3 separate regions of the Mus musculus genome follow, and all the other regions are linked to region 1. Evidence: chromatin loops called from intact Hi-C (ENCODE). Cell type or tissue: left cerebral cortex. All regions are shown on one strand. Links, peaks and the distances in the headings refer to the core of each region. The heading gives the core; the rest is flanking DNA. Region 1 has its middle 59 kb from the start of Npy1r. Region 2 holds the start of Gm39185 (a long non-coding RNA gene). Region 3 has its middle 33 kb from the start of Gm24274.

The links. Peaks named below come from ENCODE experiments on the same cell type or tissue, not always from the same donor. Only the 100,000 strongest peaks of a DNase experiment are listed, where the experiment ranks them.
Region 2: it touches region 1 in a loop (2.3-fold over the local background); 5 of 42 quality-filtered maps call a loop at or near these places.
Region 3: it touches region 1 in a loop (4-fold over the local background); 2 of 42 quality-filtered maps call a loop at or near these places.

What each region holds. Positions count from the first base shown.
Region 1 is chr8:66,751,412-66,761,741 of GRCm38, forward strand. No RefSeq gene overlaps it. Among named protein-coding and RNA genes, the nearest start is that of Npy1r, 59 kb to the left of the region's middle. In left cerebral cortex, for the core only: no CTCF peak of the experiment used is centred there; DNase peaks (open chromatin) are centred at 4,898, 5,440, 6,629 and 8,530; H3K27ac peaks cover 1,898 bases.
Region 2 is chr8:66,901,119-66,911,448 of GRCm38, forward strand. Gm39185 (a long non-coding RNA gene) reads left to right here and starts at 5,028. Exons shown (of 4, transcript XR_870476.2): 1 at 5,028-5,237. In left cerebral cortex, for the core only: no CTCF peak of the experiment used is centred there; DNase peaks (open chromatin) are centred at 4,630, 5,166 and 5,464; H3K27ac peaks cover 515 bases.
Region 3 is chr8:67,175,204-67,185,533 of GRCm38, forward strand. No RefSeq gene overlaps it. Among named protein-coding and RNA genes, the nearest start is that of Gm24274, 33 kb to the right of the region's middle. In left cerebral cortex, for the core only: no CTCF peak of the experiment used is centred there; DNase peaks (open chromatin) are centred at 4,980 and 6,730; H3K27ac peaks cover 1,201 bases.

The DNA.
Region 1 (10,330 bases), core at 1,394-9,393:
GATTCTTTTCATCTTGGAATATACTGCTTATGGAAACAGGATCTTGACAAAACCACTCCATGCAGTAAGTTTCAAGCAAGGATCGCTAGAATTAGGTTCTACCCTCTTTTAATAATCACTCTCTACATATTTCCACCAAGTGCTACTTTTTCAATGAAAAAGTTTGAAAAAGTAAACACCTAATTGTGCCACATATGACCAATGCCCAAATTGTCTCTACCTAGTCAGAGACCAAGCAGAAGCTTCAGAAGTTAAGTGATGGTTTACTGTGGGGCTGTGGGGCTGTGAAAGGCAGCCTGTTTTCCTTGAAGAAGGTTTGCTCCAGAGACCCAGTAGAAAATTCTTCAAGGGACAGAACAGTGAGTCACGTTCCCAGAGACACCACAGAGCTCCCAACTCCATAATTCTGTGACTCACACAAAGCCCCAAGCTCCTGGCCTTCTAGTGAGACTCTACACCCACAGTTACCTGACTAAAGCCAGGTATGCTCCGCCCCACAGTTACCTGGCAACAGCAAGGTAGCCCAGCCCACTATAAAAGGAACTCCTTGGCCCCTCCTCTCTCTCTTAAACTCTCACCTATCTTACTCTCATCTTTAGCCCTCCTTCTCTATCTCCCTTCCCCCTTCTTTCTACGGTGCCATGGCCAGTCTCCCTCTTTCTACCTTTTCTCTTTCTCCCTGACTTTCTACAACAATGCTCTAAAACCATAGACTGTCTCAGCTCATCAAGGCCGGCTGTGCTTGAACGATGGGGTAGACTTTCCCCTAAAGAGCTGTGTCTAACCTCCCACTGGAAGGCCTTCTAGCCATGGACCAGACCAAGGACTCTTGCCTGAGTGGGAACCACCCAGTGCCCCCTCTCTCCCTGGCCTCTCCTCCCTTCAGCCCTGGGGATGACCAAGTCACCCTTGGGGCCCCCATTTTGTTCTCAGCTCTTCCATAGTGTCCAGTGGCATCTGGGATACCCAAGACTGAGAACCTGTTATCTCTGGCCTCTGTGAGGCCCAGAGACCTCTGATTACCCCTTTTCCACTCCCCTCGGGCTTGGGTTCTGTGGCTTCCCACAGCGAGACATCCACCGGGGGCCACATGGAAAGTGTGTGGCAGTCCTCCCATGTCTGCCCGCCCAGAACACCAAAACTCTGGCTGATGCGGGGTTTTCTCCCACTCCTTTTATTCCCCACAGTTTACCCCATGTGTTCTGTATGAGGGACCTCACTTGTGGGTGGAACTAAGCGTGGGCGTGTGAAGGAAGAGCATCCTTCAGTTCTTCTCTCAGAACATCCCTGGCTTGTACTGAGGTGGTAAGAAAACTTTCCCCATTTCCTCTACTGACTCTTCCCAAATAAAAAAAAAAAATCCAAGGTGATGGCGATGACATCTTCCTTTCCCTCTGTGCTATGGACCACACCCAATATGTGGTAAGCTCACAGCACACGAGAAATGAGAAAACGAGCAGAACAGACTCCACTGCTTTGTATCCGGAACTACTAAATGACCTAGTCTTGCTTTATTCTTTTAAGTTGTGTTTATGTATAAAGCTAACGTAAATATGGGAAATTCAGGTGAGCTTGTGATAAGTGGAGTATTCATTTGGGTAAATGACAAGATGCTACTGTTAAAAATAGCCAAACCTGAAGTCGCCTCACTTATGACAGAACTTTACAGGGTTTTTTTTATAATTTAATTAATTAATTAATTAATTTTTTACTTATTCACTTTACATTCCTTCTTCCTGGTTCACCTCTCCCACAGTCCTTCCCTCATTCCTCCTGTCCTTCTCCTCTGAGCAGGTGGGTCTCTCTGTATCCCTCCCTCCACAGGGTAGACTTTTTTTTTTTTTCAAGACAGAGTTTCTCTGTGTAGCCCTGGCTGTCCTGGAACTCACTCTGTAGACCAGGCTGACCTCTAACTCAGAAATCCGCCTGCCTCTGCCTCCTGAGTGCTGGGATTAAAGGTGTGTGCCACCACGCCTGGCTGCAGGGTAGATTTTTAAAAAGAGAAGTTTGGGGCCTGGAAAGGTTGCTCAATGGTCAAGAGCACTTGTTTTCATTTCATAGGATCAGACCTGGGTTCCCAATACCCACACCAGGCAGCTCACAACTGCCTATAACCTCAACTCCAGGGATCCCAATGTCCTCTTCCAGCCTAGGATGGTTCCCACATGCATTTTCACACACACACACACACACACACACACACACACACACGAGAGAGAGAGAGAGAGAGAGAGAGAGAGAGAGAGAGACATATAAATGTCTTTAAAAGAGGTTAATTCTCTGTTGTGTAGTACCTAGATGTGAGCTATTCAGAGCTATGGAGCCAGTTAGGAAGCTCTGGCATCTATGCAATTTTCCAAATGTTGTTAGTGGTTGGTCTGGTGATTCTATATATTCAAATGCTAAGTACTGGTCCCTAAGATCTGGTTGCCAACAGACAAGTCAATTCCCATGTTTAGCAGTCTTTGCTGTGTAAACCTTGCTCCCAAATGTAAAGCTATTGCTTAAATAAAAGTGGCTACAGCTTCCATTTGTTGAACTAAGCTGAACTGTTGGGGGCTCTCAGAGACTGAACCACCAACCAAAGAGCATATACCAGCCGGACTTAGGATCCCTGCACATGTATAACAGATATGCAGCTTGACCTTATTTGGGTCTTTCAACAACTGGAGTAAGGGCTGTCCCTGCATCTGTTGCCTGCCTGCCTATGGATCCTGGTCCCCTATTTGGGCTGCCTTCTCTGGCCTCATTGGGAGAGGATGTGTTTAGTCCTGTAGTGACTTGATGTGTGTGTGTGTGTGTGTGTGTGTGTGTGTGTGTGTGTGTGTGTGTGTGTTGGGGAGTGATATCCAGGTGGCAGGAGGTACTTTCATTTTTCAGAGGAGAAGGGAAGGTGGGAAGACCACCATGAGAAGATGTGGATCATGAGAACATGGTCAGGAGAAGTAGACCCTGAGGTCAGGCTAATAGAGCAAAATTAACCAGGGTGAGATTCATGCAGCAAGTACTTGGAGAACACAGCTGGGAAAATAACAGTCTACCATATTGAAAAATCACCCAGTAATTGTTCCAAAGTCAATTTAAAAAGTCCACAGGACTCTGCCTCAATTATTGGGGGCTGGCTGGTCTTATTAATAACCAATAGAGTTTATTAAAATCCATTTACAAAATGGTGTATAAATGTGTGTGTGTGCATGTGTGTGTATTTATGTATGTATGTGTGTGTAGTCTGTCATGTAGAAAAAAACATATCTGAGTCTGACGGTGGTGGCACATGCCTTTAATCCCAGCACTTGGGAGGCAGAGGCAGGCAGATTTCTGAGTTCCAGTCCAGCCTGGTCTACAGAGTGAGTTCCAGGACAGCCAGGGCTATACAGAAAAACCCTGTCTTGAAAAAACAAAACACAAAAAACAAACAAACAAAAAACAAACAAATAAACAAAAAAACCCAACCATATCTGAAAAAAAAACACAATCACAATCACATTGTGACTTACTGCTGCATGAAAAAACTGGATGAAATTTTGAATTATCTTTTAAATTTCTTACGTTTGTTTTGTTTATTTGAGACACACTCTCAGTATTTTACAGCTCTGGTTGGCCTTGAAGTTCACTACATAGACCAAGCAAGCTTCAAAGTCACATAGATCTGCTGGCCTCTGAGCAATCTTTTATTTTTTTTAAACATTTATTTATTCATTTAAAGTGTATGTGTGTTTGGGTGTGTGCAAGGACACTATGTACGTGTAGGTATCGAAGCAGGCCAGAAGGAGGTGTCAGGTCCTTCCTGAACCCATCCTCAACCTCACCAAGAGGAGTCAAGAGAAGGGAATTCCTCTCCTTCTGGTGGTAATCAAAAAATTATAGAACTCTAATAGTTTTATGCCACTCTAATAGTGACCCAGGCAATGTTGTATTGTCCAGTTGGAAGACAGTGATTAGTAAGAGACTTGGACATAATACCTCAAATTGTGCAACTCTCCCTAAAGCCACAAACTAGTGCCACTGTCTTGTGGCAGCACATCTGAATCAGAGTTACAGTTGGTGGCAAACCTTGCCTTTGGAGTTTGAATATCCATAAACTGTAGTTTACTAAAACAATGCCATGTAGGGACATGACTCAGTTGCTAAAATGCTCACTGAACAAGAATTGGATGCCCAGAACACACACACACACACACACACACACACACACACACACACACACACACACACACACACACACGTATGCAGTGGAGTGGAGTTATAAGCCTAGCACTTAAAGAGGAGGGGACAAAGCCTGGGGTAGAAGCCTGCCAACTTAGCTCCCTTGGCAAGTTCAAAGCCAGTTAGAGGCTCTATCACAAAAAACAAACTGGACAGAAAAGAGACGTCAGAACTGAAATGTTTTCCTCCTTTCTCGCTTGTTTTTGTGATGGATTGGGTTGGCAATGAAATTCCAGCAGCCATACTTTCCGTTATTTGGTGCATGGTGAACAATTGAAACTGGATTCAACAGCATGTCTCATCTTCTCTTGTTTTTTCTGCTTCATTTAGTCTCATTCCAATGCAGTGGATGAAGCAGAATTCTTGCAGGCCGGGTTTAATCCACATCACACATTTATTCAACTGTTTAAACCACATTGAAACTTTTCCTTAAAGCAAATGTTCTTGTGTTTATTCTCCTTGAAATGTTTAGGCCCTCTAAGGACTGTTTGTGGCACCTGGGGATGCTTCTCTTCTTCAAGAGGCTATAAATGCACACATGACACCACTAGATGTTTCTTATTCCTTGTCATTCACAGTGGCTCTGACCCAGTGTGTGGAACCCTCCACATTCCACATCTATAAATGATAGGTGGTCCTGGATGATTTTCAAGTGTCTCTTGTTTCTAAACCTTTACCATGGTTTTTATATAAAGAACAGTGCTTGTGAATATGGGTTCTTGAGCCCATTGCGTGGGCTCACATCCCAGCTCTCCCACTTACCATCTGGATAACCTTGGGTGAATGATTCACTTACATTTATGAGTGTCAGCTATCTCCTCCGAAAAATGTACACATGGTTGTCTCTCCTGAACAGAGCAATGGAGGAAGTGAAACACATGTATGTGTACATATATGAGACAGGACTCACAAGCACAAGGCTCAAGTAGTATTTAATTTCATACCACATTCAAGAGTCATCTCTTAGTTCATGTTAATTAGGTGCTGGACACTGTGTTAATCTTTACATATCCATTCCACACAACTCTTTGAAGTATGATTTTGATTTCTATTTCCCTAATAAGGAAAATGAAGGCAAGCGACCTAAAACAAGGTAGCTGTGTAGCTGCAGCTCTACAATAGGTGCAGCTCTCAGCAAATGCCTTTCCTTTTGAATTCACATTTCCATACCATGTGGTTTATGCAAAATTCTATGAAATGGTGGCTGGAGAGATGACTCAGTAAACTGCCTCCTGTTTGCAGTATGAGAGCCTGATTTGGATCTCCAGAATCCCCATTGAAAAGCCTCCTGTGATGTCCCACATTTATAATCCCAGCACTGAGGATGTGGAGATAAGCAGCTTCCGAGGCTTAGCTGGCCACTCAGACCAGTATACCCAGCAAGCCACAGTCCAGTGAGAAACACTGCTTCAAAGAAACTATAGAGGATTCCTCAGAAACAACACTCACGGTTGTTCTTGGGTTTCCATATGCACACACCATCCATATTCACACACACACACCGTTTAAAAAGAAAGCTCTAAGAAATAGCTATAAATCACGCATCTGAAATGTAAGAACCATAGAATCACTGAAGATGATTGTCTCTGAGCTCATCAGGTCATGACAAGCTTGATGGCCACATGTTTCTTTGGCAATGAGAGATCCAGTTCTAGGAAACAGCCCGCTCCCGTAGCCCAATACTTTCCATCAGAACTTTCCCATAGGCACCTGAAGAAGGATGTGCTTTGTGTCCATACATTAACCAAATAATCCAGAACTCAGCACGTTCCAGTTAACTTTTGGCTTTTTATGAGCAGAGTGATATCTTTACTGGCTTCTTTTATTGATCCATTTCACAAGCTGGAGGAGGGAGACAAACAGGAGGACAAAAGGACAAGTGATCTGGAGGTAGATGAAAGGGGAACGGAGAAAACGGTCACACTAGGCCTTAAGCCAGCATTGTATAAGAGACAACAGCGAGTGAAATGTGATGGGCTTGTTTGATGCTCACCTTCTGAGTTCCTCCTTCTGTGAGTGGACTCCACATCCTTCCTTACTTAAAACATTGTACACACACACACACGTGCGTGCACATGCACATAAATATTCATACACCAAATAGTGGGAAAAATAGGAACCCATTTTTTTGTTGTTGTTTTGTTTGTTTGTTTCTACTAGGAAACTGAAAGCAAATGCAAAATAAATGTCCCTGGTTTCAAACAGTATTCCCTACAATGCTAATATAATATACTCTGCTCCTCTGTTTTCCATTATTTGAGAGGTATTCACTAGGAACCAACCACTTGAGTTAAGCACTGGAAACAGTGGGAGAGAATAGAGGAAACACACACACAGAGATTCTCCTTAAACCTGAGAGGTATAGCATGTGACTTATGATACGTGCAGGCCTGAGAAAGGCAGGCAGATGGTAAGCTAGAGGCAGTGGGAGGTGGTAGCTTCAAGGGAGGGAAGGGATGGAACAGTTCATGGTGACTTGTTGCTGGAAGGGAATGAACGACAGGATCTTTCCTCAAGGTGGTCATAGTACAGGGTCAACATTATACATACCCAACCATGACTAACATGAACAAGTACCATTGAAATCATCTGACAGAAGCTTATAAGATGCTAAAAAGCTAATGAATCATAGGCTAAGAATCAAGTTCTATTTTCTGACCATACAAGCTTAGAGACAGAGCTGGCCAGCTCAGATCTGGGGAATGTAAGGAAGAGGGAGATTAAGACTGTGCTTGCTTGTGGCTACTGAAAACTTTCTCCAGAGTCCTAAAGTAATAAAGCATAGACTAAAGGAGCAGGGCTGGCCCACAAAGCCAGAGAAGGACCAGACCACTGCATCTGGCCATTGACAAGTAGCCTAAGCCAACCAGACCTGGCATAGAAGCCCTAAGGATCCTTCCGGATCCTTTTCTTCATTGCTTCGCCTTCTGGTTTGCTTTTCTGTTGCTATGATACATACCATGAACAATAGCAATCTTGCCGGAAGGGGTTGACTTCATCTTATGCTTCCAGGTCACAATCCACCTTTGAGGGAAGTTAGGCAGGAACCCAGCAGCAGGAACAATGGAGGAACAGTGTTTGCTTGCTCTATGACTCATAGCCAGCCATTTTTCTTCTACAGCCTAGGACCACATGGCCAGGATGATGTCACCACCATCTGAAGGCCCTCCTCCAGCAATCCTTTATCAAGACAATCACAGTCTCTCACAGATATGAACACAGGTCAATCTAATCAAAGCAACTTTCTAATTGTTCCTTCTTAGCCTGTAACTCAAGATTGTGTTCAATTGACAAAAAACTAACCAACACAACTGGCAACCAACCTACTCCTCAAATCCTGCATCCCTTTCTACTTGTTTATCCTGTTGACAGCCAGCTGCCTCCACAGCAGAGTTTCTGGGTTCTGCCATACTCCTCCATCCAGAAGTCACTCCTGTTTGTTTGGACCAGGGCTCCAGAAGATTTCAAAAAAAGAAAAAGAAAAAGAAAAAAAATAGAAAAGAATTCAAAATGTCAATGCTCACAGTTGAATTTCTAGTTGTAGCGGAGGAATTACCTGAGAGCAGCAGACTGTTCTGACCTCTTTCTATTGTCTTTCAAGCCAAGAATACAGGAAGCAGTTTCTCCCACCATCTCTCTAGGCTATCTACATACCAGCTGCTCTTTGGAACAGGGCTAGAATCTATTAGTCTTCAATAATAATTCCTTAAGATGAAGTCTTTAAAAATTTATCTATTGTGAGTGCTAGCCATTACATTCTTTCCATTTTTTTCCTAGTGAAAAATATAAAGCAGTATTTTTTAAATCTCTTTACATAACCTACCATATTAATATCAATGTCTTTTCAAAATGGGCAGACACTATAGTCACAAAAGTACTCATCACTGTGACTAGCCTTAGACATGATCACTATGCCCCACAGGCCTTTAAGCTATCAAGTTTCTGTGCATAGGAAAATTATTTTAAAATGTACTGTAATCCCAGCACTCAGGAGGCAGAGGCAGGCGGACTTCTGAGTTTGAGGCCAGCCTGGTCTACAAAGTGAGTTCCAAGATAGCCAGGGATATACAGAGAAACCCTGTCTCAAAAAAAAAAAAATGTACTCAAAACAAGTTTACATTTTATCTAATACACTGAGTCCTCTAAAAATAAAATAGTTGAAATCTTCTGGCCATTTGCTTTCTAAGTCTTTTATCTTCCCACACCAGGATGTATATTTAAAATAACACTTATTTACAAAATGGTATCTTAGCAACAGTGACACAGCACAAGAGTGTGTTATCTAAAGCAAACCAGTTCTGGCTGTCAACTATAAGCAAAGCAGCCAAATGTGATTGATATAGCTCCTGTGAGACACTTGGAGCTTGGGGTGCTGCATGAGATTAAAGGCATATTTTTTGAACTTGAGTGACTCATCATTGATGCTTTACTCAAAGAATGGGAAACACTTTTGTTCTTAATTATGAAACCATAAAAGTTTAGAGTGAAAAGGGAATTTAAAGGCTGTCTAGTCCAGACCTGTGATGTTGTAATAGGTTAGAGCATGGGAGGAAGGAACAATAATTTCCTTTCCTCAGAGCACACAGGTGGTTTGTGTGAGAAATCAGGTTTCCTGACTTTTGTTCAGTTAGTCTAGCAACCGTTTTTCTTATGATAATCATTATGTATGTTTGCAAACACACAATACCGAACACATTTCAAGTCTCTGGCATTGAAACAGGGAAATCAAACACCCACTCCCTACCTCCAGTCTTTATATACTTTAACTCCTGGCTTCAAACCTAGAATGTGATGTAGGTAACTAAATCAGTCAGTTCTTCTAAATTACTGCCTGCTTCTTTATAGCTCAGGTAGAAACAAAACTGAGGTCTCAGACAGTTAAACCATTTGTTCTAGACTTAAGAATTCATTCTGTAATCTTACTGCATGAGTTAATGGCTTAAAGGAGATTTAAAATGACAAGTCTGAAGTAGTCAAAACACACACAGTTGAGGCCTACATCAAACATTATTTTGCAGATTGAGTAAAAAGAATCAATGTCTTTAAAAAGCTATGTAATATTGATAAGGTGAAAGTTTTCTTTATATGCCTATGCATTTAGCATCACTATTAAGAGATCTCTTGTCAAAACCATAGCATTTTTTATTATTGAAAACAATCTCAGTGAATGTCTTTCAGTTATTAATGAAATAAATAAAACTTGTGAAGAAAAGTTTACCTTGTTTTAAAAATAGAGCTGCAACATATTGTTTTCCTTAAATTCTACAATGATTACTTGTAGACTATTTCAAATAATGTAATGTTTTCAGAACCATAATCCCAGTTGTTCACTGGTATCCACTAATACTTACTATTCTCTAATATGGCCAATGTCCCTGATTTGATTGGTCTATATAGCTGTATGGTTTGTAATTGTGAAACTTGCATCGTGGGGTTGTAACCCCAATAAAAAGTGTACTGAGACTGATTACTTATCTCCTTAGAAATGAAGTGTGAACAGCAGTCAAATAGTCAGACAAATACTCTGGAGACACTCTGGGGTCAGACCAGAGCAGGAACTGGTCATTTGAAACGCCAGCATGGGTTTTGCAAGGTCTACTATCTCTTATTCTCGCAGGCAATCATCACAAGTACTTTGCTTCTGACAATGAAGCCCCAAGTTGTTTGTTGATGTTTGAAAAAAAGGGACACTTCAAGGGAAATATGAAAATTGCCTTAGAAAATGTTATCTACCAGCTGGCTTTGGTAGTACATATGTCTAACTCCAGAACTCAAGGGACAGAGGCAGGAGGAGCATGGCAATCTGGAAGCCAACTTGGTATATTTACTGAATCCCAGCCAGGGCTAATAGAGTGCAATGTTGTCTCAAAACAAACAGTTATCTAGATGTGGAATCTACATTTAAACATACACACACACACACACACACACACACACACACACACACACACACACACAATCAGAGGGAAGATTTTATGGAGGAGGAAGGGGACCGGTGAGACAAGGAGAGGATGAATAAGGTAGAGGGCAAAGTTAATATAATACAATGTAATATAATATATACTTTAATTTTTTAAGAAGCAATAAAATAATTATTGTGGTGTTTTTTCTGAAATCAACTTTG
Region 2 (10,330 bases), core at 1,287-9,286, 150 kb after region 1:
CTTCACAGGACCAAGGGCCTCTCCTCTCATTAATGTCCCACAAGGCCATCCTCTGCTACAAATGTGTCTGGAGTCACATTTGTACTCTTTGGTTTATGGTTTAGTCCCTGGGAGCTCTGGGGGTTCTGGTTAGTTCATATTGTTGTTCCTCCTATGAGGCTACAAACCCCTTCAGCTCCTTGGGAACTTTCTCTAGCTCCTTCCTTGGGGAACCTGTGCTCAGTCCAATGGATGGCTGTGAGCATCCACTTCCGTATTTGTCAGTAACTGGCAGAACCTCTCAGGAGACAACTATAACAGGTTTCTGTCAGCAAGCACTTGTTGTCATCCATAATAGTATCTGGGTTTGGTGATTGTATATGGGATGGATCCCCAAGTAGGGCAGTCTTTGGACGGTCATTCCTTCAGTTTCTGTTCCACACTTTGTCTCTTTAACTCCTTCCATGGGTATTTTGTTTCCCCTTCTAAGAAGGATCAAAGTATCCACAGTTTGATCTTCTTTCTTCTTGAGTTTTCATGTGGTCTGTGAATTGTATCTTGGGTATTCCAAACTTCTGGGCTAATATCCACTTATCAGTGAGTGCACGCCATGGGTGTTCTTTTGTTTCTGGGTCACCTCACTCAGGATGATATTTTCTGGTTTCATCCATTAGCCTAAGAATTTCATAAATTCATTGCTTTTAATAGCTGAGTACTATTCCATTGTGTAAATGTATCACATTTTCTGTATCCATTCCTCTGTTGAGGGACATCTGGGTTGTTTCCAGCTTCTGGCTATTATAAATAAGGCTGTTGTGAACATAGTGGAGCATGTGCCCTTATTACATGTTGGAACATCTTCTGGGTATATGCCCAGGAGTGGTATAGCTGGATCCTCAGGTAGTACTATGTCCACTTTTCTCAGGAATGGCCAGACTGATTTCCAGAGTGGTTGTATTAGCTTGCAATTCCACCAACAATGGAGGAGTGTTCCTCTTTTTCCACATCCTCACCAGCATCTGTTGTCACCTGAGTTTTTGATCTTAGCCATTCTGACTGGTGTGAGGTGGAATCTCAGGGTTGTTTTGATTTGCATTTCCCTCCTGATTGTGGATGTTGAACATTTCTTTAGGTGCTCCTCACCCATTCAGTATTCCTCAGTTGAGAATTCTTTGTTTAGCTCTGCACCCCATTTTTAATAGGGTTATTTGGTTCTCTGGAGTCCAACTTCTTGAGTTCTTTATATGTATTGGATATTAGCCGCCTATGAGATTTAGGGTTAGTAAAGATCTTTTCCCAATCTGTTGGCTGCTATTTTGTCCTCTTGACAGTGTCATTTGCCTTACAGAAGCTTTGCAATTTCATGAGGTTCCATTTGTCAATTCTTGAACTTAGAGCATAAACTATCGGTTTTCTGTTAAAATAGCCACGATTATATGTGGATATGAGCAAGTACTAGCCCACAAAACCCTTCATGCTAAGAATTCTTTCCCACCAGCTTTGCCACTGAGAATCCTCGCGGCCACATAGCTTCACATATAAATGGTAAGCATTTCACAAACAAATATTCAATTTCAGGTAAAATCGATGAGAACATCTCAGAAGAAAATATCATTTATGAGACCAATGAAACTGATACTAAAATCTGATGGTATAAAAAAGGAAAATTATAGGCTTGTTTCTCTTAGGAATGTAGACTTGAACATTCCATCAAGTATAGTGAATTAATAAGAACCCAGCTTATTTTTCAAGAGATGAAACACCATTACCTAGGGCTCACATTGTAGGTCCAGGCTGCTTCAACATGTCAATCTTTGTAGTAAGTCTCCCTTCTCTTCCCAAACATCATCCTGTTTCCTGTATTGGAAAATGGCCTCTTGTATTTTATTTTCTAAGTCTTACTTTTGACCCTCTTTGCCAGCTACTGTCCCCATCTGCTTCAGCCCTCTGAGTTCAGCCTTCAGTCGCTGCTACCACTTTCTCTATGGTTTACTCTAACGAGGCCTTTGCTTCCAAAGAGAAGCAACTTTATCAAGTCCACGAAAGACATTTACAAAGGCTGGCGATCTGAACTCATTTAACAAGTCTATAGGAGTGATGGGAGTGTTTAAGTGTCTCAAAGTTTTACACTCTCTTCCAGAGTTATCATGATGCTGTGTCCAGCTGGCTTTTCCCTGGGTCCCAGGACCCAGGTCATCAGGTTTGCACAGTGAGGGCCTTACTCACTGAGGCGTCTCCCCAGTCCCCATTTCTGTCTTCTCTGTATGTATCTCTCTTCCATACATCTCTCAAATCCAGATGTCTTTATTTAGCTTTGTAACAGAGACCTTACCATGCCCAAAATAGAACTGGAGACTTCCATTTCAAGTTTGCTTTAGTAGACGTTTCTGCTCTTATGGTTGGGAACTCTATCTTTTCAGTTGCTTGAGCCTCAGGCACCAGGTTCAAAACAAGGCAAAATGAAAATAAATAAATAAGACTTCTTTTTTCTTTTAAATTATATGTTCAGATTAGAAGTGAATAGCAGTGGCTAAAGTAGAAAACTGATCTGTTTTCCAGCATCTTAGGAATGAACCGATTTCATTGAAATGTTCCCACCCACCAAAGCAAGCCACTCACAATCTGTGTTGCCTAATATTGGGTATTAAGTTAACACAGCCCAGAAGCAGGCATTCTGTTGAATGAGTTAGGCCTTCATTAGACAGGCCTGCAGGCATGTCTTTGTGGGCATTTTTGTGATTGCTAGATGTTTTGAGTTAGGATCTTTTTGCATTTTCCATTTTCTTTCATTGTTGTGCCGATGTTCTCTATGGAATCTTCTGCACCTGAGATTCTCTCTCCCATCTCTTGTATTCTGTTGCTGATGCTGGCATCTATGGTTCCAGATTTCTTTCCTAGGGTTTCTATCTCCAGCGTTGCCTCACTTTGGGTTTTCTTCATTGTGTCTACTTCCCTTTTTAGGTCTAGTATGGTTTTGTTCATTTCCATCACCTGTTTGGATGTGTTTTCCTGTTTTTCTATAAGGACTTCTACCTGTTTGGTTGTGTTTTCCTGTTTTTCTTTAAGGACTTGTAACTCTTTAGCAGTGTTCTCCTGTATTTCTTTAAGTGAGTTATTAAATTCCTTCTTTATGTCTTCTACCATCATCATGAGATATGTTTTTAAATCCAGGTCTACCTTTTCAGGTGTGTTAGGGTGTCCTGGACTGGGCGAAGTGGGCGTTCTGGGTTCTGATGATGGTGAGTGGTCCTGGTTTCTGTTAGTAGGATTCTTACGTTTACCTTTTGCCATCTGGCAATCTCTGGAGTTAGTTGTTATAGTTGTCTTTGTTTAGAGATTGTTCCTCTGTTGATTTTGTTACCCTCTATCAGCAGACGTGTTCAATGTACTGTCCTTAGCACCATTCCTAGGCAGAGGGACCTGGGGCTGGATGAGAAAGCTAGCAATTGCAGTGAGCAGTGGAAGTGAATATGAGCGGGCAGGATTCCGCCATGGTCTCTACTTGAAAACCTGCCCTGGCTTCCCTCAATGGACTCTAGCCAGTAGTAGGAAATAAACAGTTTCCTCCCCAAGTGGCTTTGTAGTTGTTCATCAAGGCAGCAGAAAACCAAACTAGAACACTAGCTTCTTCTCCCTTGATACCCACCCCTTTACACTTCACTAGTACTCATCTCTTTGTTTATCATCACATCAGTGTTAACATGTGGAAGAAAGTATTTGTCACTTGTCCCCCTGGAGAAGCAGCCAGCAGCAGTCAGCCGTGCTGTCTGTGTTGTCTAGACTTGTTGTCCAAATAAGTTTACATAAGGGAGTTTTCTGGGGAGCATTCAGAAAATAATTTCTGGGGTTTACTTTAATCCTTCCCCCACACCCATGGATAACTAAAAAGAAATACAAATACTACTTATTGTACAGGGAGAAGCAGACTCAGACAGCTCCACGAATTTTTAATGTAAGGCTTTAATCTGTTTTTCTGAATATGACTTAATCTCTATAGGTTATAGTACTGTAGAAAAAAAATGATTCAATATACTCCTATGGAGACCAAAGGATAACCCAGTGGGGTTGGCATGCTCTTTCCTTCCCCCTTTAAGTGGGACTCTTGGATGGAGGCCAAGTTGTCAGGCCTGTGCAGCAGCTGCTCTCTGAGCTGACCTGCTGAGCCGACCCTGTCCAGAGATCATGGTGGTCAATTTCTAAGACTACAAATGTAAATATCTGGGTTAGAGGTAGCTAGAGCTCATCAATGGTGGGCTCCAAAAATCTATACTAGAGTCTATGTGATGAGAACAAAACCAGGAAAGTCCTGAAGCAAAACTGAAAGGCAGCGTCCAATCTACCTCTTCATTCCAGAAAAGACACTGAAGCACAAACACTCCACGTTGGTTTCATCTTGAAATTCCAGATGAATATAACAGACCCTACTCCTTAACCCTTCAAGATGCTGCATTTAGTGGCTGGTGATAGGAATGGCCAGCCTAGCAATCAACTGCAGCATTTTTTATAATCATCGTTATGCCCACATAGAAAGCAGGTAGGATGCTGTGCAGATTACATTTTCGGAAGTAAAAGCAAAAGTATTGCAAGTATTGCACCCAGGAATTTAAAAGGCATGGTGTTTAGTCATTCTTATTGCATGTGGGAACAGAAGACCAAATGTGTTCCTGTCCATTCAGTCCTCAGCCTATTTTAGATTCTGCTCAGACTTGTCAAGGACAAAAATAATCTCTAAATATATGCAGTGTGTGAGGTGATTCTGAAAACTACCTTTCTGTTCAAATGAAAGCTGCCCTAGAGTTTACAGAAACATGCTCCGCGTTGTCTTCTAGGTTCTGCAAGACAGCTGCATCATTATCTGACCATTATCTGTTGGGATAAACTTTCTTTTTTTAAAAAAAACTTGGTATGAATGTGTGTCTCTTCATTTTCAATTGTTAATTCCCTACTGGCAGAGAGCTAAATGCTGACAGGTTTTGATATTCTCATTTCTATGGCCCCTCACTGGGCATTTCTACGTTGTAAATATTCATTTTTCCTCACCTGCCTAAAAGCAATCTGGAATTGTATCAGATGGTGTCTCATTGCTGATTTGTTATAATAAAGACCTGATGGCCAATAGCCAAAGCAGGAAGTAGGAGGTGGAACTGCCGTACAGAGTGAGTGAAGCAAGGGAATGACGCAGATGCAAGCTATTCGGGAGTGGACACGGGGAACAGACCGACCACCGCAGAGGAGAGTGGTATAGAGCTAGCCGTGTGGTGAGTCACAGGCAAAATAGGCAGGTTAAGTTAGATGAGCTAGCTGGGAGATTGTCCTAGCAAAAGGCGTATGCTTTAAACTATAAAGCAGACTCTATGTCATTATTTATACCACTGGCAGGTCTGAGAAAGCCTTGCTGTCATTATTTCTTCTTGTTACTACCTGTGTATCTTCTGCATATCACCTTATCCAGTAACTCCGAAACAATCATTATCTCTACAGTCAGATTACTTTCCTCTTCCTAGATGAATTGAAATGGTTTGTTTCTTCTCTCCAAATAAATTGTAGCAGTTGTGAGTCATCATTTCAGTGTAGTCAAGCTGAATTATATTTGTGTTTTAAAGCCTAAAGTTAAGTAGTTCGTCTTGAGTTAGTTTGTAGCATGAATTTCTTATGGAGTCTATGTTGTCATGAATAATGCAAAAGTAAAAAGGTATTTATTTTTTATTAATCACTTTATTTGTTTATGTTTCAAATGATATCCCCTTTCCCGATTACCCCTCTACAATCCCCCATCCCATCTCCCCTCTTCCCCCTCCTCTTTTCCTCTATGAGGGTGCTCTTCCACCCACTCACTCACTCCTACCTCACCATTCTAGCATCCCCTACACTGGGACATCAAGCCCCCCTTCCCACCCATTGATGTCAGATAAAGCCATTCTCCGCTACATATGGATCTGGAGTTCCTCTTTGGTTGGTGGTTTAGTCCCTGGGAACTCTGGGTGGTTCAGTTAGTTGATATTGTTCTTATGGGGGTTCTTCCATTAGGGTCCCAGGCTCAGTCGGATGGTTGATTGTGAGCATCTGCATCTGTATTAGTCAGATGCTGGTAAAACCTCTCAGGAAACAGCCATATCAGGCTCCTGTCGGCAAGCGCTTCTTGGCATCAGCAATAATGTGGGGGGTTGGTATCTACAGTTGGGATGGATCCCTGGGTGGGGTGGTCTCTGGATGGCCTTTCGTTCAATCTCTGTTCCAGTTTTTTCCCTGTCTTTCCTTTGGACAGGAACATTTCTGGGTTAAAAATTTTTAGATGCATGGGTGGCCCCATCTCTCAACTGGGGGCTGTGCCTACCCACTGGAGGTGGTCTCTACAAGTTGCATCTCCCCTCTATTGGGTATTTTGGGACCCGGGAGGCTTTTGAGTCCCTGGAGCCTGGGACTTTCTAGTGGTTACCTCAGCTCCCCATCCTCCACTGTTGCATATTTCTATTCAATTTTCTAACCTTGTGTACTTTTCTCCTGTCCCTTCCAACACCTGATACTGCCCCCCGTTTTTTCCCTCCCCTTCTTCTCTCCCTCCTAGATTCCTCCCTTTTTCTACCTCCTATGATTATTTTGTTACCTGTTCTATGTAGGATTGAAGCATCTACACTTTGCTCTTACTTATTCTTAAGCTACATATAGTTTTGGGGTTGTATCGTGGGTATTATGAACTTCTGGGCTAATATCCACTTATCAGTGAGTACATTCCATGTGTGTTCTTTTGTTTCTGGGTTACCTCACTCAGGATGATGTTTTCTAGTTCCATCCATTTGCCTGCAAATTTCATGAAGTCATTGTTTTTAAAAGCTGAGTAGTACTCCATTGTGTAAATATACCACAATTTCTGTATCTGTTCTTCTGTTGAGGGACATCTGGATTCTTTCTAGCTTCTGGCTATTATAAAGGATGCTGCTATAAACATAGTGGGGCATGTGTTTTTATTATGTGTTGGAGCATCTTTTGTGTATATGCCCAGTAGTGATATAGCTGGGACTTCAGGTAGAACTATTTCCAGTTTTCTGAGGAACTGCCAGATTGATTTCCAAAGTAGTCTTAACCAGCTTTCAGTCCCACCTACAGTGAAGCAGTGTTCCTCTTATATGTGAATATAGTCTAGTCTGAGTGTATTCTCTCATGCCTGGCAAGACTGTTTTTACTAAGGTGGCGTTCACAAAAAGGAGGAAAGAGAGAACTAACCTTTCTTTATTTCTTTATGTAGTTGTACTTGGCTTAATGAAAGCAGAAATGCCTCCAAATTAAAAAAGTACAGATAGTTTTAAAGTAATTTATTTTCAATCCATAGGTAAGACGTGGGGAAAGAAAGTAGAGAATAGGAAACTATCCTGGATCTAATTGTTGTAAGGGGCTCTAACAGGGCTGGTGGGAGGGGGGGTCACTAACTGTTCTCTGATAATGACCTAATGGAATAAGAAGGAACTAAAGGCTCACACTGAATAACTGTTGAATGAATTATAGAATTATTAATCAAGAATTTAAGCAGTTTAGTGTTGTCTGTGTTGCCTTGGTTGAATAAACCATAAAACTAACTCACATAGTACTTTATGATCTTCATAGTTATTTTTATTAGTTTATTTTCTCAGCCACATAAAGCATAATGAACCAAAACATCAATGAAACAGGCACCTGTGTTGCTTTGGTTTTAAAGATTTTTTGGTTGATCAATGACTATAAGGGAGAAAAACTTAGGACTAACTGAAGAGTGTAGGTTTATATAAATCTTTAGCTTTTATTATTTTCTTTTAAATATTTTTAAAGATTTGTTTTAGTCGTGTGTGTGTGTGTGTGTGTGTATGTGTGTGTGTGTGTGTGCGCGCACACACACGCGCACATGAACACTGCAGAGGCCAGAAGATGTACGTCTCCTGGAACTGGGCACTAGTGACTGAGCTCTGGTCCCCTGCAAGAGCAACAAGAGTTCTGCACACTGGAACCACCTTTTCAGCCCCAGAAATGATTGTTTTAACACTCAGAGGATTCTCTCATGTTGAATTTAGTGATTTGACATCTAGATAGAACTTTGTTTTCTGGACTTGGTGGGAAATTTTAATCACTGAGACTGGGAAAATTAAGACTATTTTTGAGAGCCAACTTTCACAGTAGGATGTTTCAGAAGAAACATGGGTCCGTGATGGGCTAACACTTTAGAGAAGAATGGCTCCTGGAAAATTTAGAATGTGTCACGAATGGTAGTCTTCCTTTTCTTTCCCCTCTCCTCCAATGACCTCCATGATCCTGTCTTTCTTATAAGCACTGCAAGTGAAAATTGTAGAGCAGAATGGCATGAACCTGTCCGAGACAAGTGATTTCAGACACCCATGACTCATGAAGCCCAAAGAGCCTGTCTCCTAAATGAAGAATTGATTTATGGGAATTATGCAGAGAACATATTTTCCTCATGCTTTTCCTTGTTCAAACAAGTGTGGTGTTGTGATGTGTGTAACAGTGCAGTGTGACTCAAGCAAAGGCTCCTGACTGTGCTGCCTGGCTCTAGTACTTCAATTCCTACAGATCAAGCATTAATTATCAAAGGGCAGAATGGCTCCCACAGATGTAAATCTTGGTTCTTAGAATGGACAATGTCCTTCATCTTTTTATGACTAAAATATATGTACATGCAATGATCATATAAATACCATATTTGGTATTTGAATCTTTAGGGTAAGAGATTAGGAAAAAATGTCTGAAAAGGCTCTTTGGAGGCACAATAATAGTGATGATGATGATGATAAAACTCCAAAACTCTATTATACTTTGTGCTTTTAGTTTTTATTAAAGATTTTATCCTCCCATGCCCTGGCTAATGGAACAAATTGTAGAGAACTAATAGCTATATGGGGACCAATTTTTTTAAGTGGCTGAGCCAATGCAGGGCTCTCCAGTAAAAGCTTGTTTACAGCATGTGCCGAGTCTTAGACGAAAGTGAGGCTGCTCCTGTTTGAACTGAAGTCTGGTCATTTCTGAAGGACTAGGTGAGCCCCAGGCAGAAGAAAGAAAGTTGTGTCTTGGATGGAAGATTGCAGTCTGAGAGTGTTCCTGGACTCTGGGACTGAAGGGTCAGAGCCAGCTCTGGACACAGCCTGACCAGAGCAAGAGGACACACAGTGTTCCACTTTGGGGCTCAGCCATACCTACCTCTCCACAAAGAAGAACATTCTATTTTATGTTGCTCTGAGGAAGCATTCAATAGTATTTCATTTCACGGAAGCGAATTTTTGCTTATAATAAAAAAATTGCCTGCCAGTATATTTTTCATCTTACTAAACTATCTGTAAAAAAAAAAAAAAAAAAGATAAGAAAAATAAGTAGTTTTGACAGAAGTTTGTAGCACTAAAAAAGTCTGCCTTCTGCAGTCCAGCAATAACATGAGAGAGAATATTCAGAGTATATGTTTAAAACTAAGTATTGAGCATATATTTTTGTTCAGAATAACAGAGAACAGGTCCAAAACCTATAAGCTTCATTTTTGTAAGTATTCTTCTTGTTTTTCTCCATTTTCTACTCAGTAGTTTAATTATTGGTAACGTTTAGTAAGCATTCAAGACTATACATTGGGTACTCTTCTAACTGGAATTTAATAGAGAGTTTCTCAATACTTATTAGAGTGCTATTATCTGAGAGCTATTCTTAGCTGCAGCTCATAGTGAATAATTTTCCAGTGCTCACGCTGCTAGCAAATTGCAGAGTTGAGGACTACTCAGCCTTTATCTCAGTGCTGATCCCATGGCTCAGATCTTAACCTCAGGAGCAACTATCCGAGGAGGAGCTGCTCATTATGCCACAGTACATGCCAGGAATAGCCCCGGGGACTCTGCAGACCAGTGATTAAAAGGGAGGGGTCCCGATGTCTCTGGGGGATCTCCCTATAGCCGTGTAAGAACGCAGCTTTTAATAATATCAGAAGAAGGAAAGATCTGTCTTGAGCCTAATGAAAATCCCAGCTGCTGCCTTTTGTGTTCTTTGGTTCTCTGAGATGTGGAATTTGCCAACATATGAAAAAAAAATGCTGAACAATTTGTTGAGCTGAGAATACAATTAAAGTGGATTTATTTTATACACAAATAGTTCTCTGGGTAATTTATACTAAACCACCAGGATTCTCACAAGTCCCCCCATTCTGGCAGGAGCACTCACTCTGACATTATCCCAAAAGGGAAACCAATCTCTATTGTATTCGAAATTGTTTCTTAGTGGCATTTTGCTATGACTCTGGCTTATAAATCAATAAGCTTGGGAAGTAGGATGAATAAATCTTCTTAAATAAAAATGTTCATGCTTGCCACTGTAATACAGGAGAGTAATTGTAGGA
Region 3 (10,330 bases), core at 1,011-9,010, 420 kb after region 1:
TGGTCTGTGAGTTAGAAAGGAGATTGAAGCATTCAAGAATCCTAAATAGAATAGGTAGAGAAAATGTGTACTGTATGCCTCAGTACAGGGGAACACCAGGGCCAAGAAGTGGGAGTGGGTAGGTAGGGGAGTGGGGGGAGGGTATGGGGGACTTTTGGGATAGCATTGGAAATGCAAATGAAGAAAATACAAATAAATAAATAAATAAATAAATAAAAAAGAAAAAAGAAAAAATGGAAAAAAAAAGTCTCTTAACTGTGGGCTTCCTTCAAGAGGGAAAATATCAGGGCACAGTCACAATCAAAAGCAAAAATCAATCTCTAACCATCCAATGTCTGGGATCCAACTCATGATCTTCTGGGCTTCTCCAAGGGCTTGGGTCACTTCTTCAGTCATGCCCTTTGTAGCACAGATGTCGTCCTCTAGGCTCCAGATGCCTGTACTCCACTACTGCTGCTGCTCTTGGTGGTCATCTCATGATAGTGGCATCTCCAAAACACTGCATGACCCCTTCAGTCCTGGGCTGTCAATTGCAATTGAGGCTGCACCTTCGCCAATGGCTTTCCATTGCCTGTCACAGTGCTGAGCCTCAGCTGCTGTGTGTGACCCCTTCACGCCTTCAAAACCAGTACCACCTGGGTGACCCTTACACATTACCAAGTACCACTGCAGCAGTGGTACAACCTTGGCTATCTTTGGAACACAGCCTCTTTGTGCTTTCAGAAAACACTTCCCAGATGTCACCTCGATGATACTGGTCTCTTCTTAATCACTGCTAATTTCTTAGCTCCAGCTAACCAGCATCAATAGTCCCAGTAATGCAAACTTTTTGCTTTAGTAGTTCTGGTATCTTGTTAATCACAGCTGATTTTTCAGGCCCAGCTAACCAGAACTACAGAATCTTCACAATCAAAACAGCAATGGCCCTGAAAAGAGTCTTTAATTTTCCCTCTGAAATTTCACAAGCTGTTGCGCGCGCTCAACTGGCCAGGAAGAACGACGCTGCTACAGGATCCTTCTGCACACGTTTATTCAGTCCTGTTTCTTCTTTCTCCATATCTCCCTTGTTTATATCTCCCTCCCTTGTTTTTATATCTCTCTTGTTTTTATATCTCCCTTGTTTTTATATCTCCCCCGAACCCTGGGCCTCTCACTCTTTTATACTCTCAGTTCACATCCACGCACAGCAGGCCACGCCACCTCACCAGGCACGCAGCTTCAGCTAATCAGGGCAGCAGGGGCAAATCTCCATCAAAATGGATTCACCTGTATCCTGGTACACCTGCGCAGCACTCAAGATGTTTGTGTCTTATATGAGGAAGTCAGGTGCAAGTCATATGACTTAGCTGCAGTCCCTGGCGCCTTTGGGACTGCCGCCACACCCGCTCCCCACAATTCCCCCTTTTTTCTTTTTTGGCAGAGAGAATGTCTGTAGATAGCCCCTCGCAACCATGCCCCTTACCTGTCTTTGGGAGACAAACAGCATTGGTTTGATCCCTGTCTTAGGTTGGTGACATGCCCAGGGAGTCTTATCACTGACTACCTCTCTATCATGCCAAGCCACACCTGGGGAGATTTTGTTTTGCTTGTGGCAGGTGCATCAAAAGGCCAGGATGTTAATTAACTTATGGCCAGATCTTAATTGCTGCAAGCAAGCCTCATGGGTGAAGGTAGAGGTCTGATCCCCAGTGTGCAAGCATAGGGGCCCTACACAAAACCATCCCTTAGGCTCATCACCCAGAGAGGTCTTGGCCAGCTCCCGTGTCGTTTTTCCTGGGGGAAGGGAACTAGGACACTGAACCTTCATGCAATCAGACATGCCTTCCACAGGATGCCAACAGCAAGCTATCCTCTGTGCAGTGCTTAGCCTCGCACCCCACGGCATAACGCAGCATAATTTCTTTTAGAGCGGCAAACCGAATCTGAGGAGATTGTCCCGCCTCCACTGCAGCAAAAGCCTACGCTACCATGGCAAAAGTGCGGACCCGCACACTCTGCACCTAACACATGTGCCAAACACACAACACGCACACACTATAACAAGCATACATCCCAGGGCTCTCATCCCCGCTCATCTTCCCTGAAGCAAGGGATAGATGGCCAGCGGGGCTATCTCTTTAAGGGGAATTCAGGGATCAAAAAGGCATAGAAAAATTTGAATGTCATGTTGAGCTGGTATCGGCTTCTGGAATACCGAAAGTATCTCTCATCTCGGCTCCATCCTTTGTGCTTGTGGGATCATCCACCACATCCACAGGGGCAACTGGATCAGGAGCCTCATTCTTGCAGCGTCTCACCAATCTCTCCGGCACCCAAAGAGGTTCCATCTGGTCCTGTGGAAACACACAAACAGACCCTCTTGCCCACATCAACACCTGATCTGGTCGATCCCAGGGGAGATGGACACAATACCTCGTGGTGATGAGACCATAACCTCAATCACCTGTGTGTTCATCTGGGGAGTCAATATGAGAGTCAAGTTTTCACTAGCTTCCCCTCTGTTGGGCAATGATTTCCGTGCCCTTATGGCAATCTGATTCACCTGCTCAAACACCTGCACTGGATATCCTGTCTGTTGTTGTGCAAATCGACCTTGATCAAGCAGCATATCTCTATCCCATGCAAATTTAGCTTGATCAGTGAAAATAGGACATCCCAGCAAGGAGAATCTATCCTCTTTCCAGACCTCCGGACAGAAGGTCTGCCCATAGATGGCTGACGAGGAGGCATAGGGAGGGGGAGCAGAAGCTAATTCACCTCCTCCTCCGCCTCGACTCTGTTGTCCTGTCCTTTCTGTCCACCTGATAACATTGTGTCTCCTTTCTTTTTCCTTTTTCTTTTTAAGCCCTTTTCCTCTTCTGACATACTTTCTTGTTGCTCTATAAGGATTTTCTGACCTGTCTTGACTGCCTCTACACACAGTTTCAAACAGTAACAGAGTCCATATATCAGAACAAACAAGACCAAAACTATCAGACCTACCCACAAAGGGTCAATGGGAGAAAAAAGCATAACTACACAGCGAGGATCTATTGATCACTACACTGAGGTTATCATAGTTCCTTAACTTGTCCCCAAACCGGGAACCTTAACTTGTCCCAAAACCAGGAACCTTAACTTGTCCCAAAGCCATGAACCTTTAGTTACCTTGTACCTGCTTCCTGGCAACGTTATATTCGCCTCTATTTTATCGGAGGTCCTTCCCAAACTCCTGGGTTACTTTGTGCCTACTTCCTGGCAACTTTATGCTTGCCTCTATTTTATCCGAGGTCCTTCCCAAACTCCTGGGTTACTTTGTGCCTACTTCCTGGCAACTTTATGCTCACCTCTATTTTATCGAGGTCCTTCCCAAACTCCTGGGGTCCCAAGTTTCACTCACTGTGAACTTACCCTGCCGGCAACCACTGACTGCTGAAAGTTCTGAACTCGGTGGGGGAGTCGGTTCCCCGTACGGGCCACCAATTGTCGCATCCGCTCTAGACCAGCAAGAACGACGCGACCACCAGTCCTTCTAACAGCAGTTTATTCAGTCCTCATCTTTCTTCTTTCTCTTCATCAGTACCGTTCCCCAGCTGAAGAGTTCTGAATCCACGCCGGATCCTTCTCAACAGTCTGTTTTACGGGAACACTTTATTAACCACTCCTTCCTCGTGATGCAGTTCTGAATCCTCCCTGTAGCAGGGGGTCTTCGCTCTTGCCTGAAGATGTTTCTTGTTCCCGGGTTTCGGCACCACTTGTTGCGCGCGCTCAACTGGCCAGGAAGAACGACGCTGCTACAGGATCCTTCTGCACACGTTTATTCAGTCCTGTTTCTTCTTTCTCCATATCTCCCTTGTTTATATCTCCCTCCCTTGTTTTTATATCTCTCTTGTTTTTATATCTCCCTTGTTTATATATCGCCCTCGTTTTTATATCTCCCTTGTTTTTATATCTCCCCCGAACCCTGGGCCTCTCACTCTTTTATACTCTCAGTTCACATCCACGCACAGCAGGCCACGCCACCTCACCAGGCACGCAGCTTCAGCTAATCAGGGCAGCAGGGGCAAATCTCCATCAAAATGGATTCACCTGTATCCTGGTACACCTGCGCAGCACTCAAGATGTTTGTGTCTTATATGAGGAAGTCAGGTGCAAGTCATATGACTTAGCTGCAGTCCCTGGCGCCTTTGGGACTGCCGCCACACCCGCTCCCCACAACAAGCCAGACCTCCATCTTCTGCACTGTTCTCAACATTATCTTCCAAGCTCTTACACAACATCTGATAGAGCTCTTCACAACGAATGAATTTCAAACCCAGAGTTCCAAAGTCCTACAACAATCCTCCCCAAAACATGGTCAGGTTGTCACAGGAATAGCCCACTATGCTGGTTCCAATTTGTCTTAGTCAGGGTTTCTATTCCAGCACAAACATCATGACCAAGAAGCAAATTGGGGAGGAAAGGGTTTATTCGGCTTACAATTGCATACTGCTGTTTATCACCAAGGAAGTCAGGACTGGAACTCAAAGCAGGTTAGGAAGCAGGAGCTGATGCAGAGGCCGTGGAGGGATGTTCTTTACTGGCTTGCCTCACCTGGCTTGCTCAGCCTGCTTTCTTATAGAACCAAGACTACCAGCCCAGAGATGGTCCCACACAAGGGTCCTTTCCTCCTTGATCACTAATTGAGAAAATGCCTTACAGTTGGATCTCATGGAGGCATTTCCTCAACTGAAGCTCCTTTCTCTGTGATAACACCAGCTGTGTCAAGTTGACACAAAACCAGCCAGTACACATACTTTAGCCTTGTTCCTCCTATTGGACTGTCTTTCCTCTATAGTATTTTCTGGGATCTTTCTCTGCTATGCTGTTTGCCTTTCTAACTTGCAAAGGCACTGGTATGTGAGGAACTGCAGTCTGCACTTCTCTTCCCTTATTTCAAATGCTGTGTTTTATTGGCAAGAGCCTCACCTGCAAAGATCCAGCATACCCCGCTGGCTCATTTCCTGCATTGATTTCTGTCCAGGAGCTTTCATGGAATTGTAATTTTTAATTGGATTTAGAAAGACAAAGAATAATCAAGTTGAAGGAGATGCATTTGATTGCTTCAAAATTCCCCTCTTACATTAAGGCTTGACTGCGTAATGAGGAAAAATATGGACAATGAGTAGAGGAAGGAACAGTGCAGAAAGAAAAGCAGTTTTCAAATCCACTCTGATTACAGTACCTTCCCATTCTCCTGGCTATAAGCTATCACTTTGTGATTTCAACCAAATGCCAAGGAGCTTGTTTGTCTCCAAAATTTTAGCAATATTTGTATGATGACTACATTTGTTTTATGTTACAAAATTTAAAAGTCATGTTTGGTGTTTCCCGGTATTTGAACAGGGTGTCTGACACATGCTTCAGCTCTTCCCTCAGTTCCATCATGACATATAAAATTTAACCTCTTTGATGTCCACTGTATAAGCGTATGAAATAACTCATGATTTATCCAAAATCTGTTTTAATTTATAAGATGAAGGCATTGTGTGAGCACACACACACACAAATGCACACATTAGACCAGTTTTATTGTGATTATTAAATTACATAGTTCCCAAATTCTTTGCCATACGGTTAACCTACAATTATTCACAAACAAGTTCATACACTTAAGAGAAACCATTAAACAATGGTCCAGCAAACCCTGATCAATGTGAAGGCTGTTTAATGCATCCAGACTTGTTAGATTAGCTTTCATCCGACTGTGACAACCAACAATGATGGAGAAACATACTTTGAAAACCTTCATTGAAAGATGTGATTATCCTTTAATGCCTACCTCAGAGGGCTTAATAGTATTATGTAGAGTTAGGGATTAAGTAGCATGGGGCATATAAAGCCTTGATATACAGAGTAGCTTTATTAAAATTTTAGAGACTTTTCTGATGTTATGATATCATGGCTTAAATCTAATAGACAGCTAAATAGAATAAAGGAAAAAAACCGACTGACAACATTTAGAGTTAATTAGATTCTGAGTATTTAATGGTACTGAATAAAAAACATCTATAATTTTCCTGAAAGTTATTGTGACAGATTTCAGTAATTGTAAATAACACTGGTGTTCACGCTCAAGACATTTTCCTGTCCAGAAAGTAAAGCTAAGCATTTTGTAATTTGGTGCCCTATTGTTCTGACATTTCCATGCCCAAAACACCTACTGTGAGATGCTTCTAGGACACAGTTAGCTTTGACATATTTTATGAAACACTAACTTATGAACATTGTTAGCACATTGTGAATAGAGATGTATCCTTTTTCTCAGGCCTTCATTTAGAGAATATTTTTCAATAGTTACTAAAGTATTTTGAGGAATATGTTCTGTCCACAAATAAACAGAAAAGTAAGAAGAACTGTTTATATTGTCATTATCTATCTACTGTGAGTTTTCCATTTAAAATAACTGACTGGAGAAAGGTCAATTTTAATGTGGCTATTTCCAACATTCCCTTATAAGTGCTGAGGTGCAAAGATGTATTCCGACAATTTGCCAGAGCTTCTAGTTATACACCATCAAATAAGGGTGCTAAAATAAGCTGTGGACACAGCTCTATTCTAGTAGATTCATTTGCATCCTGGGCATTCTCTAAGCCAACATCTGTGCATCAAGACCTGTGAAGCGGCTGGCATTTTACTCGACTGTAAAGCTAAGTTAGCCAGTGTGGTCTTATAGACATGACGCTTTTTTTTTTAGAAACAAAAGACACTACATTATTCATACCCAAAACAGCAACCAGCATTGACGTCAGCCACCCCAGTGAAATACCCACAGGATAGTAATGAGAAGGACCAGGAGCCGCCTACACATCCAGCAGACTGCATTAGATAAGAGGAACACTGAGCATATGGAATCCATATCTTTTATTGTGGCTAAATCTATCCTTTGGTCTGCTGGGAAATTAATGTCTCTGAGAAGACTGGGTCTCAGTTTGCAAGATGTGCAGAACTGTGAACCAGAGAGGATCTGCTTTCAAGATACCGTTTCCAGCTCTATGCACAAATCTTCTGAAGCTATCTTAGCCACTGCTTAGGTTCATGGGTCTAGCTTGGTATCTAAGAGAAAGTCAGCCCTATACTAGCTCTGATAGCAGTCATGGCTGGGAAAGAGCAGATGTGTGTGACTGACACGTTTTTCTGACGAGATGACTATCTAGATTCTTTACTTTGTGACTTCCAAGTATTGTTTAGTTCTTTCCCTTTCATAAGAAGTATTCACTTTTGATGTTTCTATTTCCCCTTGTGACTTTCACTGCTTTATTAAAAATAAATAATCTGTGCATGAGATCAGCCATGGGAACTCTAAAGCCTTCTCATGAAAAATTTAAAATTTCCTACTCTTGGTCTGGTACAGAGTGTATCTACAGTGATGTTAGTAATCTTTTAGACTTGATTAGTTACCAAGCTTAGCTCTTATTTAGATTTTTACAGAACTATTCAACAACTGCCTGTCTGCTCTTCCATCAGACATACAGAAATTGGAACAATAGAAAGCAGTATGTTTTATCATTTTTAGCACAGTAAAAACAATGGAAATTTATGACCCACTGTGCAGAACACAAGCACTAATGAAACCACAGCACAACGGATTGTGGTTCATGAGGCCATGGACATGCAATCTTTGATATGAGGTAGATGACATGTTTATTCCTAGGTAATGTCTAGAAACCAACCTCCATTTTTCCCTAGGCTAGACCACAAAGCGGGTATATTTCATGGGAACAGGGGCAAATCATTTTGGCTTTCTCTAGCACATGGAGGAGGTGTCCCAGTGAAACATAGCACCTCTAAGGCCTGTTGGAAGTCACAACACAAGCCTGTAGTTTTGAGCTTCTAATTTCTGTCAAAAGCCTGATCAAAGTTTTACCCTAAATATCATACCCATATACATACATATATATATACACACACATACACACACACACACACACACACACACACACACACACACACACACACATATATATATATATATATATATATATATATATATATATATATATATATACACATATACACATATACCTATACATATATATTATACATATATGCATGCAGCTGTGTCAGTTTTTGTCCTTTCACTCTTAACAGGAATATAAGTACTACTCTCCAGACCTCTCACCCCAGTGATTAAACCCCAGCCCTCACACATATGAAGAATGTACTTTAATACCAGGCAACATATTCAGTCCACCTACTTTGGATTTTCTCTCATAATCTTGTCTTTCTTGCCTTATTCCTAACCATTAAATATGTATAGGACCCATGCAGACAAATGGGTTTTCTTATTTCCACATTTCTGTGACCTAGAAAACTTAACCTCTCTCTCTCTCTCTCTCTCTCTCTCTCTCTCTCTCTCTCTCTCTCTCCCTCTCCCTCTCTCTCTCATGTGTGTGCGTGTGTGTGTGTGTGTGTGTGCATGTCTCTTTCTCTGTCTTTCCACCTCTTCCTCCTTCCCTCTTTCTTCCCTCCCTCCCTCCCTCTCTGTCTCCCACTTCTGTCAATGTCTCTAACCATCCCTCTTCCTTCTTTCTGTCTCCTGGATCTCCTTTTCCTACAACCGATCTCCAGCTTATCATTTACTAGATCTATGAACTTGGACAGTTTACTTAAGTTTCTGGACTTTCATATCTGTTTAGTGACTATGACTATAGTCCCCATATACTGTTAAAAATTAAATGCACTAATAATTTTCAACAGCTTAGAAAAATTTGAGAGATGCAATTTTAAGTAACTTTTTTTTTTTAACCAAACATCAAATTAGACCGGTTAGTGTTTGTCTCAGTAAAACCAACTTCCATCATCTGAACAGGCTGGCTGTCTTCCACACTATATTAGATATAAACATAGAATGACCTGTCTTTATTCACTGATACTTTGGTATCCTTACTATAATTTTTCTTTTTTATCAAGTCTGAAATCATTCTGTACTAGAACATGAACAACTCATCATACTGGATTCTTGGTTCTTCTCAACTTTAATACTCTTTCCACACCACCTCCGTTATGCGTATTAAAATACGACCATTACAAAAAGCAGATTTTGAACTCTGCAAAACACCAAATAAGGATAAAACCTGGGGTAAAATTCACAATGGCTGAATTAATGTAGAAACCTCTTCTTCCTGCAAAGTCCTACCCATGTCCTATCTACCTTCCCATCATATGAATCTCCAAGTTGCTTTGGATTCCTAGCCCCATAGCTATGAAATTCATTATCATAATACAAGACAACCAAACTTGCATATTTCCATCCGTTAAATCTATACTGCCAATCACATGAAATCAGGGAGAATGCCAACTTTATCAAAACCTCCCACACACCACTTCTCTTTCAGTATAAAATCCATGAATTGGTGCAAAAACCTATATTCCCTACAGCTTTGGGTTATGTTAACACTTGCAATATCTACTATGGATGAGTGTAATTCAAATGCACTCATTTACTTTATCCATGTCTATTCCTAAACAGATAACATGAGACTAGAGTGCTGTAGGCACTAGGAAAGACTGGAATCACACAAAAGCCACTGTCACTCATCAGAGAACTACATTTGATTATTTCTTAGTAATCAGCAAAATACATCAAATTGGTCTTCAGATCCATCCCCAGTATGTACTACAATATTGCTCTCCATTATACTCAAACTAAAAGTGTCAGCTGTATCTTTGTGCTCAATTTCAGGGAGAAAGGGAAAACAGAGAGAACTTTCTTTTTCATAGATGGCTCTATTAGAAAGTTCTCAAATGTCAGCTTCTTTCTCTGTTCTTCTGATACAATAGAGAGATACATTTCTTTCTAGTTGAAACCCATAATCCCCTATCTTATCGCTCCCTGTTCAGTGCAGTCTTGCCTTTTGAACACAGAAAATTCAACTATCAATTACCCTTCTTCAACTCCGTGTTCTTTGGGCTTGATTTCTCCCCCCAAAAGTTTGTTTTTTCATAAGAACATCCCTTATTAAACTTACCACATATGCTGCTCTTTATTCCAGCAACCTGCCTTGCACAGATAACCCCTCACAGTTTTTATCTCCTATTAAATACTCACAAATAGCCACTACATATTGGCTATTGTTATTGCACTAAAATGCCACCGAAATGGCCTCAGTAGAAAAGACATGACCAGCTGCTATTGGTTTTCCATTTTCGTGTAGGCTTGATCTTTCTGTGGCCTCTGATACCTTCTCAGCAGCCTATTTACTTGCCTCCCACACTGTTCAATGGCCTTTTCTTTTTCAGGCTTTTTTCTTTTTTCCTATAAAAATTATTAAACATTGAAGTTTTTAGAACTCAACTTAATTTCACATTC